Linked DNA regions of Homo sapiens: regions 2 and 3 are each linked to region 1. Evidence: chromatin contacts called from ENCODE Hi-C or POLR2A ChIA-PET data. All regions are on one chromosome and are shown on one strand. The core of a region is the stretch at or near the end of the contact, and the rest is flanking DNA. Distances in the headings are between cores, read along the strand shown. Region 1 holds the start of FLJ38576 (a long non-coding RNA gene). Region 2 holds the start of UFSP2 (UFM1 specific peptidase 2). Region 3 holds the start of FAT1 (FAT atypical cadherin 1).

Region 1 (4,892 bases), core at 1,820-4,319:
CTTCAGCAGCGGCATGTGGCGGTATTCCTCTGTGTACTCAATGATCTGCTGAAAAAATTCTGGGGAAAAACATCAAATTTGAAATTCAATCAAGATGAGAAAGTTGTGACCAGTATTGGACAAAGGTTTGTTTTCTCATTTTGATGAATATACTAATTCTGTAATATGTTACTGTTAGAGGAAGCCAGGTAGAGAGCATGTGTGAACTGCCTGTAATACTGCAACTTTTCTGTAAGTCTAAAGTTTTTTTCAACATAGTATTTGCCACAGCAAATAAACACACATAATGCATGTTAGCTATTAGAGAATAATAATTATTAGGTTTTGATGTCCCAGAACGGGCATTCTTTCTAACGACTGCCCAGTATCACAGAGCTAGTAAATGGTGGAAACTGGCTTGTACCGAGCGAGACTCCAGAACTTCACCATAAACTATGCTGCTTCCAAATGTCTCTCAGATGAAGCAGTTGTCAAAATTGCTATGAAGGGAGCTGGGTGAAATCACCAGTGTCAATCATCCTGCGTCATGCAAATATACTGCCTGCCCTGGTCTGGTCTGACAGAGGGGACAGGGAGGTCTCAATCTGTGGTTCTAAGGCAGCAGGTCCAACAGCTGGGAGTAGCTGGGGAAGGCAGACTTTGTCACAATGGACTGGAAAATGCTAGATTAGAGTTTAGAGGCCAGTTGGAAGCCAACTGCAATCTTCAAGGTGAAATGGCTGAGGCCAGCGTTTGGACATTAGCCGCAAAATGAAACGCAACACCTCTTGTATGTGAAAGACAAGATTCTTGGGAACAACGACTGTATCTTAGAATATTCTGATATCCCCAACTTTGTTGAGGTCAACACTGGGCACAAAGCAGGGCCTTACTAAATGCTTGATTGACAACTAAAGAACTTACTCTAACTGACTTCTAGACAGTGATCTAGAAACTTTGCATGCAATAAATTTAATCCTTAAAGTGACTCTGTAATATAGTCACTTTAACAAGTAAAGGAGAAAGAAAACCCTCTAAGTTAAAGAGTTTTAAATAATTTCTCAAACAACTTGGATATAGTGTTGGAAATTGAACAGTGGTTTTCCTGATGCCAAAATCCAGAATTTGTTGGTGGAATAAAAAGTCCCTTTGTAAAAGACAGTATTCGTCATTGTCTTCACTCTGAAAGTGACTACAAGGAGAATTACTTTAAATAGTCCAGTCAGCTCACAGGTTGTTTTGAAACAGGTCTTTATTCACTAGAGATTTTAATTACTGGAATCCCCAAAACAGTATGATGAGACTTCAGTATATTACTTTCCAGGGGTAGGGGATAGGGGAAAATCTATATTTTTGTACAGTTTATTTTTTAATACCATAAAGCCTTAGGACAAAAGGGGTGGTTAGCTCTGCTTTTAGAATTAACTGAGATGATTTTTACCAGTGTGATTTTCATATCTGTGTTGGATTACTTGTTACATCAGTCATGATGATATTTGGTTGGCAAAGAGTTCGCTTGATTTTTTTCTGTCAAAGTATTTTTAATATTTTGGTAAACACTCTTCCATGAGGCCTCATCTTGTGAAGTTGAAATTACAGCATTATTTTTATTAGAGAAAACAAGTGAAAATGAGAAAAAGTCCTTCAAGCTTTGGAGTTAGTTAATGCTCAGCCTGTAAAACGATTACTAACAAATAATCCCAGAGGAAACTGGGTTCTGGTCTGGGCCAATTTTAAAATATGCCATTTTGGGCAAATCTTCTCATTTCTGGGTACCTCAACGTAATCCCTGATGAAAATAAAACTCTGAGATCGAGTTCGCCCTCCCTGACAGGGAGTTGTAAATACCAGGTACTTTTGAGAGCTTTCTAACTTAACGTGATTTTTTTCCATCAATAAAATGTCCATCTCTGTTTTAAAACATGATTTTAATTAAAAAATTCACTCTTTAATAAACAAGGCGTTTGACACCCTCCAAAGAAGTCTGCCTGAAGGCCCTGCCGTCTCTTAATTGTTATTATGTAACATCCTTTAAAGGGCTAAAGTATGAAGGTCAAGCGGGAACTGAAGCAGCAGTCAAGTCTTGTGATGCCGGGAGGAAGCGTCCAGTGAATCTCTAGTCTCTTATTTTCCAAAGTGGCAGCGAGAGGAGGGCGGCTCTGGGCGTTAAGGTGTTGGCCAGTTTAAAACCGCTCTGTGCTCCCAGGGAGCTTCTGTTCCTAAGGCTTCCCAAGCCAAGGCAGGAGGAAACGGCAGGGCTTTGAGAGCTGAGCAGCGGTGAGGTGGGAAAAGACCGAGGGCAGGGGTTTGGAAATACCGCATCCTGTGCTACACACAAAGAAAATGCTCACTTTGGGATGGGGCACTAGCAGTGTCGGCGGGTGCCAAGGGGCAACGACTAGAACTGGGAGTGCATTCTCCACAGGGTGACAGGCTCCTCTCTCCTGCGGCCAGCGCCACAAGCAGCGGGTTCCTGGCTGATCGGAGGGTGGGAACGGGGCTGCGGACCCCGTTGCGCTCCAGGAGGAGCGCCGGCCCTTACCTCGCCCGTCCGGCTTCATCAGCAGCGCGTGGCCCACCAGTGGGTAGGCGCGGGCCACCGTGGGGATGGGCCGCATCTGCTGCCATTTCCGCGCGTAGCTCGCCACCCTCTGCAGCAGGCTCAGGACCAGACTGGCGCCGGCCAGGGAAAGGGCACTCGCCGCGCCCCACAGCAGCAGCTTCTGCCACACGAGCCCCAGCCAGAGCCCCGCCATCGCCCCGGCTGGCGGCCGCGGGGTGCACTCCGGGAAAGTGCGGGCCCGCGGGGGCGTGGTGCGAGGCGGTGCCGGCCGCACACCGCCCACTTCCCCGCGCGGACCTGGCGCGCTCCCCGCTGCGGGGTCGCCCGGTCCCCGGAACGACGTTTCCCGCCCGGGCGGCGGCCAGAGAGGGCGCCACGGGGCTGTTCCTGCGCCCGGCCCGGCCTACGCAGCACCGCGGCCTCCACGCCCCAGCCGAAAGCGAAAGACCGGAAAACGGTTTCCGGGCCCCAGGGCGTAGTGATTGCACTGGAGGCCCGGAGGCTGCGCCGGGAGGAGGCCGGCGACACTTCCGGCCGCCTCCGGATGCGGGGTCAGGGGCGTCGGAAAGGTCACCGCGGCAGCCCGGCGCGCCCCAGCGGGGCTGTTCTGAGGGTGCTGCGAGGTTGCTCTACGTGCGGGATTCCGCGGGCGGGCAGCCTGCTCTGGAGAGGAAAGGAAGGCGCATCCGGCTCGGAGCCCAGCTCTGCTGCGCATCGCTCGCTCCCTGCGCAACTTGCAGCCCCGGGAGGCGGGGCGCGTCCTGGCTCCCGCGGGGTCACATGGAGCAGCGGGCGCTGTAATCCAGGGAGGCTTTGGGGACACGTTAGGGAAGTCAGCTACCCGTGTGTGTCCGCTGGCCCACTGGGACACTGGGAGCTCAATGAGGTGGTTATGAGCCAGGTATTTTCCAAAATACGCACCAGGCACCAGACCGAGGAAGCCGGAGCCCCGGAGAGCACGCAGGGGCGGGTGGGAGAGGAAGGCGGGCGAGGCTGCTCAGCGGGTGCCGGGAGACCGCAGCCGCGGGGTACTCGCAGAAGAGCCAAGACCTGCCACCCAGCCCGGGAAGGGAGGGAAGGGCCGCGAGAGGGTGCCCCATTTCAGCCTGGGGAGACGCGTGTGCTGGCCGCCAGTCTCTCTTCCCGGCAGAGGGCCCCAGTGCTGACCCCAGCCCCTTTTCCACGCTCGATGCTTCTTACAAAGTGGCCGGGCGAGGAGTGTCGCTCCCCGAGAGGCCAGGCCCTTCCTAAACACTAAAGTGCCAGGAAGATGAAACTGAATGTCCTGGATGCCCGCTTTGCTTAATTACTAATTACGTTCGTTCACTCGAAGCCACTGCATAAGTTGGCCACAGCCACCTGCAGGGCCTCTTTAGTGCAGAGAAAAACATGCCTAAGGCTTTTCTCCATTTGAATTTGTTTTAAGTCATCTGCATGGGCTGACGTGAAATAGCAAGTGAACAAAACAAGTTGCAGAACGGAGTGTGTAAAGTAATGCCTTCTTTTGGAGAAAAGGTTTCTTTCTCTACGGCTCCACTAATGTCTGCAAGTAAAAATACTGATCAGCTCTATGGAGTGGGAATGAAGATGGGGAACTTACGCTTTTTATTTCATTCACGTCTACATTGTTTAATCACTTTAACACTTTAAAAAATAAATATGTTCACTTAGTATCTTTAAGCAAGTCTCATGGGCTTTAGTTTCCTCCTCTCTAAAGGGTTGAGGCTGAGCTATAATAAGGTTAATTACAGCTATAAAAGTAAACAATTTGTCTACATACTGGGGATTCTAAAATAGGGGGAGGAAGGAAGGGGAGTAATGGTTGAAAAACTGTGTATTGGGTACTGTGTTCCCTATTCAGGTGAGGGGATCAATAGAAACTCAAACCTCAGCGTCAGGCAAATTTAACAAACCTGCACATGTGCTCTTGAATCTAAAATTAGAAAGAAAAAGGGTTTGTCTGTATCAGTCTCTGCTAACCTCTGTGGATAAAACCAGGCGGGTAACATACAACCCCTCCCCTCCAGAAGGAGAGAAGGGAGATTGCTCTGGGCAGCAGTGAGTCTCGGCCTGGGCAGAAATGGTCAGAAATGCTGCAGAGCCAGGAGGGGTAAAATGAGCTCAGGGGGCAGTGAGGTGCCCCTGCCTGGAGCACAGGGTCCCACGCAGTGACAGGTGCAGGATGAGGTGGGTGGGTATGGAGCCAGCTTAAAGAGACCTGCACTGCCAGGCTTAGACGCTTTATCTTTATTTTGAAGGCAATCTGTGGGTAAAGAACAAAATAAAAGCCTTGTCCCTTTGTTCCCTTAGCCATCTTTCTTATGCTTTCTTTGTTACCAGATAGGGCCTT
Region 2 (4,892 bases), core at 1,421-3,920, 770 kb after region 1:
ACTCTTTATTTAGAAATTAATTGTTTTAAGACAGAGTCTCTTTTTTTTTTGTTGTTGTTGTTGTTTTTTTTTTTTTTAGACAGTCCCAGGCTGGAGTGCAGTGGCATGTTCTTGGCTCACTATAACCTCCGCCTCCCAGGTTCAAGCGATTCTCCTGCCTCAGCCACCTGAGTAGCTGGATTACAGACACGCGCCACCATGCCCAGCTGTTTTTGTATTTTTAGTAGAGACAGGGTTTAACTATGTTGGCCAGGCTGGTCTCGAACTCCTGGCCTCAAGTGATCCACCCACCTCGGCCTCCCAAAGCGCTGGGATTACAGGCATGAGCCACCGCGCCCGGCCAGAAATTAATTTCTAATAGTAGACATGTTATTTTTAAAAAGGAAGAGGCCCAAGGAGCTAAGAATACTTACCTCTATCCCATTCTAAAGTTTTTAAAGCACCAATTATGAGCTAAGCACTGGGCATACATAAGTGAAGAAAACAAACATTGGGTTAGTCCTCACAGTTTGTAATCCAAAGTAAGAACCATTTTTTTTTTTTTTTTGAGACAGAGTTTCGCTCTTGTAGCCCAGGATGGAGTGCAATAGCGCGATCTCGGCTCACTGCAACCTCCGCTTCCCAGGTTCAAGCGATTCTTCTGCCTCAGCCTCCCAAGTAGCTGGGATTACAGGCGTCTGCCACCACGCCCAGCTAACTTTGTATTTTTTAGTAGAGACGGGGTTTCACCATGTTGGCCAGGCTGGTCTTGAACTCCTGACCTCAGGTGATCCACCTGCCTCGGCTTCCCAAAGTGCTGGGATTACAGGAGTGGGCCACCGCGCCCGGCTGGTAAGAACCTTTTACCTTAAATTTATTTATTTCTTTGCTTATTAAGATGGAGTCTCGCTCTGTCGCCCAGGCTGGAATGCAGAGGCGCTATCTCAGCTCACTGCAACCTCCGCCTCCTGGGTTCAAGGAATTCTCCTGCCGCAGCCTCCCAGGTAGCTGGGACTACGGGCACCTGCCACCACGCCCGGCTGATTTTTGTATTTTTAGTAGAAACGGGGTTTCACCATGTTGGTCAGGCTGGTCTCAAACTCCTGACCTCAAGTGATTCACCTGCCTCGGCCTCCTAAAGTGCTGGGATTTCAGGCGTGAGCCACCGCGCCCGGCCTTTTACCTTAAATTTAAAGCAAGCTGTTTGAGTGCCTCTCTGCAAGCCTGCCTGAAACTGGCTCACCTGAGCATGAATCATTGCTAATACGTAACACCAAAGGGGCAAGTGAAGATTCATTTTAAACTGAAACATAACTAAATACAACGCCCTTCCCCACATCCTACCTCTTCCATTAATCAGAGATGCTTTAAAACCAAACTTCAGTCAAGATTTAGTACTTTCATTTACCTTATATTTCAAAGCTCCACGGCACAAGGGCAGGAGCTGAGACAGGTTCCTCCCTCTCACGGTATCCCCGCATCTGCGCAGCTCCCGGCACACAAGCGAGCCAGGGAGGAGGGAGGGAAGAAATTCTTGCCTAGAACTTTCCCATCACTTAACTTTTTTCTTATTAATTTTTTTTTTTTTTTGAGACGGAGTCTCTCTCTGTTGCCCAGGCTAGGAGTGCAGTGGAGCTGTCTTGGCTCTCTGCAGCCTCCGCCTCCCGGGTTCAAGCGATTCTCCTGTCTCAGCCTCCCGAGTAGCTGGGACTACAAGCACCCGCCACCATGCCCGGCTATTTTTTTTTTTTTTTTTTTTTTTTTTTTTTTTTTTTGGTATTTTTAGTAGAGACAGGGGTTTCACCATTTTGCCCAGGCTGGCCTCGAACTCGTGAGCGCAGGTGATGCGTCTGCCTTGGCCTCCCAAAGTGCTGGGATTACAGGCGTCAGCCACCGCGCCCGGCCCGCCACTACTTAACTCTTATTGAGCAACATTTACAAAATTATTCATTCACTTATTTAACAGATATTCTGCAATCCCCTTCGGGGCAAGCTTGCTGGTAGAAACTAGAAACAGATTTAAGAAGGCATAGATGCTGCCCGCAAGGAGCTTACAATCTATTAGACAAGAAAATAGAGCATAGCCGAATTATGGCACGTTCCCTTGCAAAAGGTACGGATGGAGCGTCAGGAGAGGTGAAGAAGGGGCAGAAAACTGGAGGAGGTGATGAGGAGTCTGTTTCCCAGAGAGGAAACGGAGGCTGGGAGGTGGCAGGTATCTAAGGGGCAACACCTGGCGTCCGCGAGGACCAAGTCACCTTTCTTGAGGACACCCACTCCGACAGCCGAGATCAGGTTGCCCCAGCTCGTCCAGGTTGCCCCAGCTTGTCCACGTTAACTGCGCTGCGGGAGCGGCGAGGGTTCCCAAGCGCGCGACACGCCTGGGCTGCGCAGCGCCTCTGCACGTTCCACCACAGCTGGCGTTTATTGTGTGATGTGTTGCCCCGGGTACGGGAGAATCCATTCCAAGCACGCTGTGGGAGGATACGAGGAGATTCGAATCCGCATCGAAGAACACACAGAAGGATGTGTGAGCTTCTGTAGGACAGAAAAGACTTAACTAATAGAATTTACCAAACATAAGTCTTCGGCTACCCGCCCCGCCTCGCCGTCCGCGAGGGACTGCGGTGTGGTACGCTCCGTGACGTCATGCCGCCGAGCATGTCGGGAGTTGTAGTTGGTCCGCCCGGGCCCCGCCCCTGGGCCGTGCGGTGACACCACTTCAGGGCCGGCCCCCGGAACTTTTGGGCAGGCGTCAGCGCCCGTGTCACCGCCACGTCGCGGACATGGTGAGTATCTCTGCTCGTCACCGACCCCTGTGTTTTTCCCCGGACTTTGGCAGCCGCCACGAGCGGGCTTCACAGCGCCTGAAAGGAGCTGGTCCTGCCGGGGTCCAAGATGGCAGCTGCGAGCTGCGTGGGCAGGGCGGCTCTCCAGTTCGCCTGTCTCCGCGCTGGGCCGGGGGGAAAGTGCCCTACACAAGTGTGCACCCCGCCTCGGCCACCTTGGACACGCACCCCCTGCTACTTCTCTGTGTGAAAGTATTTTGAGAGACTTCGGCGTTTTTGAAGCCTTGCAAGAAGGGCTTAACCTGGGACAGGCGCAACTTTCTTCGGATATTATATTCCCCTAGTTCCCGTGGTATTTCCCTCCCCTGGTTTCTCTCCTGTCTCATTGCTCAGCAAGGTTCTCCAATCCCTATCCTAAATGGTGGTGCTCTTCAGGGACGCTTTACACCCTATGCGTTCTCCTAAAATTTTATCTCTAAGTTAGACCTTTCTTCTGAGCTCCAGACCCACAAATCTGCTAACCGTGCCTCCACTTGGATAGCTCATATGTATTTCAAGCTCAGCAAGTTCCAAACTGAGCATTTCCACTTCCCCACAGCCCACACCTGCTCTTCCTCCAGGAACCCCCAACTCTGTAGATGGCACCACCATACATCCTGTTGTGCCTGCCCAAAACCTGGAAATCATCCTTGACATCTCCCTCTTCTCAACTCCCCGACATGCAGTCAATAATCAAGTCCTATAGATGCTACTTCTAAATGTCTGTCTGTTGTCACTGTCGCCACTCTTACCATCCTTGGCCTTGAGATCTATCCATCTGGGGTAGTCACCTAAGTGGTCTTTTAAGCAGATCTTCACTCATCGATGGCCCTGCCTGGAATGGGCTATTGCACCTTCACTCACCCTTCAGATCTCAGCCTCAGTATTATTTCTTCAGAGAGTATCTCAGCTAATTCGGAAGTCTAGGAAGACTAGTGCTTTTATGAATGATGTCTTGTGGAATCTTCATAACAACCCTGGGAAGTTGTGTATTTTTCCAGTTTTACAGAAGAGAAACAGACTTAAGTGATAAGTTAAATTGTGTAAAATTGTACAGTAAGTAGCAGAGTTAAAATTTGTTCTTTCCTGTCTAACTTTTATCTTCAGTATCTTTAAATATTTTTTATTTAAATGGGTACATACTAGTTTGTTTGGTAGTATTCTTTATTTAACTGATTTCTTATTAATAGCTATTTAAGTGGTTTCCATTTATTTTTCTGTGATGAACAACGGTAGAATAAATGGACAACATGAAGCTAAATTTGTCCTGAACTTTCTTGATTGTTTCCTTAGAATAAATTCTCAGAAGTAGAATTGGGACAAAGGGTATATGATCTTTCAAAAGATTACAATTTTAGAATAAATAAAAACAGTGACCCTTATAGAAATGTGACAAAGGATTTGTAAAATGAGAAAAACTGTATTGGTACCTATTTAATACTGTTCTGAGGATTGGAGTAAGTATGTATGTTTAGCATAGTGCCTTTTACATGTTTTTGTTTTATTTTATTTTGTTTTTTGGAGACAAGATCTTGCTCTGTTGCTTAGGCTGGAGTGCAGTGGTGTGATCATGGCTCACTGTAGCATTGACCTCCCCGGCCCAAGCAGTCCTCCCACCTTAACCTCCCGAGTAGCTGGACTACAGGTGCAGACCACCACACTCAGCTAATTTTTTTTTTTTTTTTTGGTAGAGATGGGGGTCTTCCTATGTTGCCCAGTCTGGTCTCTAACTCCTGGGCTCAAAGTGATCCTCCTGCCTCTGCCTCCCAAAGTGTTGGGATTACAGGCGTGAGCCACTGCACCCTGCCTGTGTTTTACATTTGAAGAGCTCAGTAAATGTTAGTACTTATTCATTTATTTCAAAATAGGGGTCTTAGTGTGTACTATGGTTCTTCAGCCTGTTTGAGAGATATGTTTTGAGAGTCTCATGAAATTTTTGAAACCTCTTCCCAAAAGAAATCTCCCGCTCTCTTTCTCCCTTCCTGTCTCTTTCTCTCGTGTGTGTGTGTGTGTATATATGTATGTATATATGTATGAATATGTGTATCTGTGTGTGTATATATGTGTACACAAACAATGATACAT
Region 3 (4,892 bases), core at 1,666-4,165, 530 kb before region 1:
GGGGGCGAGGCGGGGCGCTGACGTCACCTCCCCTCCCCCACCGCCTCCAAGGGGGAGGGAGTGGGGAAAGAGGCAGCGAGTCGCCGCAGCCGGCGGCCGCAACTCCTCAACTCGGCGGCTGGCTGCCTGGGCACGTCCTGACAAACTTGGCTGCTCCCGGGCCCTCGTTCCGGCCCCGCGCACTCTCTTTTCGCCTGCGTTTGGTGCTTAAGTTTGCCCTGGTCGGAAGCCTCCGGAGATGCGGCCGCCTGGGTCCCGGCGGCACGGACGTTGGCACTCTGGTTAGGGACATGCTGAAGATCCCGGGGAGGCAAAGTTGGTACTTCAAACCCGGCTCTTAACACATATCTACACCGCGAGGGGATCACGGAGCTGCCGAGGACTTTAGAGCCCAGGGCCGAGGACTCGGCTAGACTGGTGAGTTCTTTGTTCAAATCGTGCATGCCTTTTGGCATTTAAGTTTAAACGTTAATGAAATTACGTGGGGTGTGTGGCTCTAAGCGAGTGCGGGGAAGCGTGTGCGCCCTACGGGTTCTCGGCTCCAGGAGCTGCGCATCCCTCTGGCTTTGTGCGGATCGGCGATGAAAGATTCGTATGCATAGCTTTGGGAGTTCATAAAATACATATAGAGCACTGTTAAAAAGAACTTGAGAGGCGATGCTGTTTGTGCATTATTTTGAATGTAACTTATTATAGCAATGGTGCCTAGGGAGGGCGCATCGGGGCCGCGAGATTTGCAGGGGCGCAGCGCCCTCTAGTCCGGGCACCTGGCGAGGCGCGCTCCTTGCAGGGTTCTGTGCGGAGGCGAACCTGGACCTCCCCGGCGCTCGGCGACGTGGGCGCTTGCTCACCCCAGTCTTCACTGACCACCCACCCGGGCCCATTCTTTATATGAGTTACAAAAATCAGCTTGGGTGGACTGGATGTAGAGGCCGTGCTGGAGGAAAGCGTTTTGTTTCTGGAACCGTCTCCCCAACCCCCTCCCTAATTTCCACGAGCCTTTGGGGACAGGGTTAGGGAGGGTCGATTATTTAAAGGACAAATGTGGAACTTGAACCACATTTCTCTCTCTCATATAAAATAATTCGATTTGTGGTAGCTAATAGGCATGTCCATTTCGTTCTGTTGGCGCTTAAGGATCAGTAGAATCGTGGCAGAGTCCTAAGTCTGAAATCTCCATCCCTGGCTCTCGGCGGCTCCTGTGGCGACGAAGTGCAACTTCTTCCAGGCAGATAGATTTCTCAGGGAGCCTGGAAAATCGGGATTCCCAGACAGATGTAAAACATCTAGTAAGCCCTAGGAAGCGTTATTACTTATTAATTAATGGTAATCTTCTCCAGGAATTCTCTTGTGCCATTTAAAAAAAATCCCGTGATTTTACGTCAGGGAATGGTATCTTTGTACTTTTTTTACTGTTCTTCTTTTCCCCTTTTAGCATTACTCCCGCTTCCTCGCTCCCAGGAAACGGCTGGAGTTCCGGTGTGTTTGGGTTTTGCTGAGATTTACAATTCGGCAAGCGGCACAAGCCGGTTGGGCTTGGAGATCAGGTCACCCACTTTCGAGGTGTTCCATGTATGAAATTGACCTGTAAGCACTTGGAGCAATTATGGCCGGGACAAACACGTCTTTGGATGATGGAGTTTGCATTTGCTGGATGTGTGAATCTATGTGTATTCCAACTGGTGGGCAGGGAATATAGGGCTACGAATCGGCACACTCATCTTGCAGGCATTATTTTTCCTTCCCAGCCACAACCTGCTAGACACCTTTATTATTATTATTTTTTCCGGTCACCTCTAAGATGGCTTATAAGGTGACTGCGTTAACTTTGAACCCAGGAAATTCTCTTTCACACTTGACTGCCCTGCCGTTCCCCTCCCCGCCAAGCTCCCCTCACCAGTCCCAGGGAAATCGGATCTCTTTGTCTTCCCAGTGTTAAAATGCCTGAGTCCCACAAACTTTCCGAGATCAAGTCCGCCCTCTTGTCCGGGCTGCGTCCCAGCGCCTCCGGCCCTCCGGGCTTCGGCCGAGTCCGCCCTGCGCCGAGCCTGCGGCTGGAGCCCTGCCCGCACCGGGGATGGGCTCCGCGCCCGGGACGCTCAGGCTGGGCGCCCGGCGCGGGGAGTTCTCGGAGCGGGCTTCTCGGCGCTGGGGCTTCCCCTCTGCCTAGGAACTTGCAGTTGTCGGCCTGGGGTCACGCTTTGGGGCCCCTGGGGCCGACTCCCGGGCTAGGAAGCCCGCGGGACGCCGCGACTGCCTTTTGTCCCACAGGCCTGGGCGTCCGGGGTGTCAGCGGGGGAGGCCAGGCGCCCGCGGCGGGGAGGGCCTGGGGTCTAACTCGGCAGAAAAAGGTCGCGGGGGAAGCGTTTCCATTTTCTGGGGATTGAAGGAGGAAGTAGATTCCGACCTAGCTGCATTCCTTTGGAGACCTGAAGGACGACTTCAGCCCACCAAACCTTCGCGGACCCAGAGCCGCGCCATTCAAATGCAGATTCAGGGGCTCCCAGAAGGCTATGGAAAAGCTAAAGGGATGCCTCTGGGAAGCTTTCTCATTAGGCCCCAGCCTTTTTTTTTTTTTTTTTTTTTTAGCTAAGCTAACGTTTCCCTTTCTTGGCAGGGAGCTTTCCCCAATTCCTTGCACAGCGCCTGTGGCTGGCCGTAACTAACCTCGGCATCACAAGCCTCGCCCTGCCCCTCGGAGCCGCGCTAGACCCCGCTGGGCGCCTTCTCGTCTCCCAGCACGGACCTGGTGTTCGCAGGGACTGGGGCTCTTTGGGTCCGGGCGGGACTGCGTGGCCGAGCCCGCGGTCCCAGAGCCGGCAGCCGGGGAAAGTGGGCTCGAGTTTCCGCGCCCGAGAAATGAGCGCCGGCGCCGGCGGGCGGGGCCGGGGCGGAGGGATCTCCTGCGCTCGGGGAGCGTGAGGCGCCGGCGCCGAGCTGGGCGGCCGGGCGCGGGGAGAGGGCGCGGGAGCGGCTCGTGCGGCAGGTACCATGCGGACGCGCGAGCCCGGCGAGGGCCCCGGCAGGCCCGGTCCCTGCTCGGGGGCGCGCTGAGACGGCGGGTGAGCTCCACGAGAGCGCCGTCGCCACTTCGGGCCAACTTTGCGGTTAGTTCGCTGGGGCGCGGGCCGGCGGGCGGGGGCGAGAGCGTGCAGCGCGCTGCGGTGCGGACTCTGTGGGTGTCCGCCCGGTCCCCGGCTCGGGCTCCGGCGCTGCCGAAAACGGATGAGCGCGCGACTTCCCGGAGGGTGGAGTGACTCGGTCCTTCCCAGTTGGGAAATTCAGCACTGGCTAGGGGGGTCCCGGCGGCGGAGCGGGAAAAGGAGGCGACCGCGCGGGACCGATCCGGGGCCATTGCTGGGGTCCGATCCTTTCTGACACGCCGCCTTCCCTCCGGGAGCTCGCCGGGCTGCGCCGGCCTCGCGGTCTCCTGGGGCATCCCGCCGTCTGCGAAAGACCCGCTCGCTGAGCGGTGCACGCGGGAGGCCTGCGCGGGGCTGCCGGGTCCCTGGGTCTCTGGGTGTTTGCGCCCTGCAGGAGCGCTGCCCGGAGGTGCAGATGCAACCGGTGGACTGCGGAGTGAAGGGCTGCGAGGCTGCATTTCGGGGCTGAACATCTGCACAATGTGCGGTTTGTCAGTGTTTTCTGTCTTCTCTGGAGGAGGAACTTCTAAGATCTTTTTAAAAGAAAGAGTTTTTGGTCCTTCATTGCCTTTAAAAAAAAATGCTTTCTTTTAGAGAGCCAGCTTTCTGCTGTGTGTTAGATTTTTTTGTTCCCGCTGATGTGAATTGCAAGGCTTTGGAAACAAGGACGCAATTGTATGAGTTAGGAAAGTAAACTCATAAATATTTTCTATGCAGTTAAGTTTTTTTTTTTGTCTGAACTGTGGTTTCATTAAGTGGCTTTTGTTAAGCAATTCCCGGGTGCCTGATAGAGGCGATTTTTTAAAAGTGGATATTAACAGTGATTATTAGTATGAGAAAAGATTGAAAAGAAAATGACCTTCAGATATTCATTTCCTTTTCAAAAGCAGATTCTTAATGCTTCGTATATTCAGATACAGGTTTCGATAGTTTAAGAAGGTATCTGTGTGTGAGAACTAGGTAATGGTGATGTTTTTCACACTATTCTTAATGAGTTTGGTTATGCTGTCCAACACATCCAGTTGTTACAGGGACGTTTGAAAAGGTGTTTCTCCAGTTAATAGTTAATTGTGATATTTGTCTTTGTCTTTTTGTCTTAGGAAGACAGCTCTGATTCCACAGTTAGAATTATTCCTTTGTATTTAAGATGTAAAAATACTTAAAGCACTATGTAATTTTTTAAAACAACAATTGGTATAAGCCTTGAGTGATGCTAAACATGGCATTTAACAAGCTCAAGGTAAGGTTTGATTTGAATGAAGTTTGCATTTGTATAACCATTTTTTGAAAAATGAACACCTTAAATGAGCCAAATTCTTTGGCACTCTGGAAAGAAGTGTGGTTGTTAGAGGACTTTATAAAATCATTTCGGGCCACCTGTATATTCATTTGTCTCTTTTGAAGTATCCCCGTTGGGTTCTCATCATGTTAGTAGATCATTTAAATCCATGGTCCGGACAGGTGCCAACAGAAAAATGTTTAAAAATTATGGCCGGGCGTAGTGCCTCACGCCTGTAAACCCAGCCCTATGGGAGGTCGAGGCGGGCGGATCACCGGAGGTCGGGGGTCCGAGACCAACCTGACCAACATGGAGAAACCCCGTCTCTACTAAAAATACAAAATTAGCGGAGTGTGGTGGTGCATGCCTGTAATCCCAGCTACTTGGGAGGCTGAGGCAGGAGAATCGCTTCAACCCGGGAGGCGGAGGTTGTGGTAAGCCGAGATCGTGCCATTGCAATTCAGCCTGGG

Evidence for each region. Hi-C counts contacts between places; a loop is a spot of excess contacts on that map. ChIA-PET counts read pairs that join two places held with the same protein, here RNA polymerase II (POLR2A). Pooled maps may share reads with other maps.
Region 2: a loop to region 1 is called in a map of CD8-positive, alpha-beta T cell, with 4 times the contacts of the local background. The contact joins the promoter of UFSP2 here to the promoter of FLJ38576 in region 1. A Hi-C loop is called at or near these places in 3 of 168 maps with a recorded cell type or tissue (CD8-positive, alpha-beta T cell and naive thymus-derived CD4-positive, alpha-beta T cell), 3 of 37 single-sample maps with no recorded cell type and 14 of 50 pooled maps. POLR2A ChIA-PET finds 5 or more read pairs at or near these places in 1 of 52 experiments (CD4-positive, alpha-beta T cell).
Region 3: a loop to region 1 is called in a map of sigmoid colon, with 3 times the contacts of the local background. The contact joins the promoter of FAT1 here to the promoter of FLJ38576 in region 1. A Hi-C loop is called at or near these places in 1 of 168 maps with a recorded cell type or tissue (sigmoid colon) and 5 of 50 pooled maps. POLR2A ChIA-PET finds 5 or more read pairs at or near these places in 1 of 52 experiments (H1).

What each region holds. Positions count from the first base shown.
Region 1 is chr4:186,189,667-186,194,558 of GRCh38, reverse strand. FLJ38576 (a long non-coding RNA gene) reads left to right here and starts at 3,069. Exons shown (of 1, transcript NR_046264.1): 1 at 3,069-4,892. It overlaps CYP4V2 (cytochrome P450 family 4 subfamily V member 2), which reads right to left and starts at 2,992. Exons shown (of 11, transcript NM_207352.4): 1 at 2,522-2,992; 2 at 1-59. The coding sequence starts at 2,735. RefSeq lists a silencer at 2,666-3,195.
Region 2 is chr4:185,423,742-185,428,633 of GRCh38, reverse strand. It overlaps UFSP2 (UFM1 specific peptidase 2), which reads left to right and starts at 2,670. Exons shown (of 12, transcript NM_018359.5): 1 at 2,670-2,768. The coding sequence starts at 2,766. It overlaps CFAP96 (cilia and flagella associated protein 96), which reads right to left and starts at 2,380. Exons shown (of 8, transcript NM_001114357.3): 1 at 2,238-2,380. RefSeq lists enhancers at 2,367-2,726, 2,797-2,906.
Region 3 is chr4:186,721,879-186,726,770 of GRCh38, reverse strand. It overlaps FAT1 (FAT atypical cadherin 1), which reads left to right and starts at 2,915. Exons shown (of 27, transcript NM_005245.4): 1 at 2,915-3,107. RefSeq lists enhancers at 1-290, 1,473-2,472, 2,973-3,474.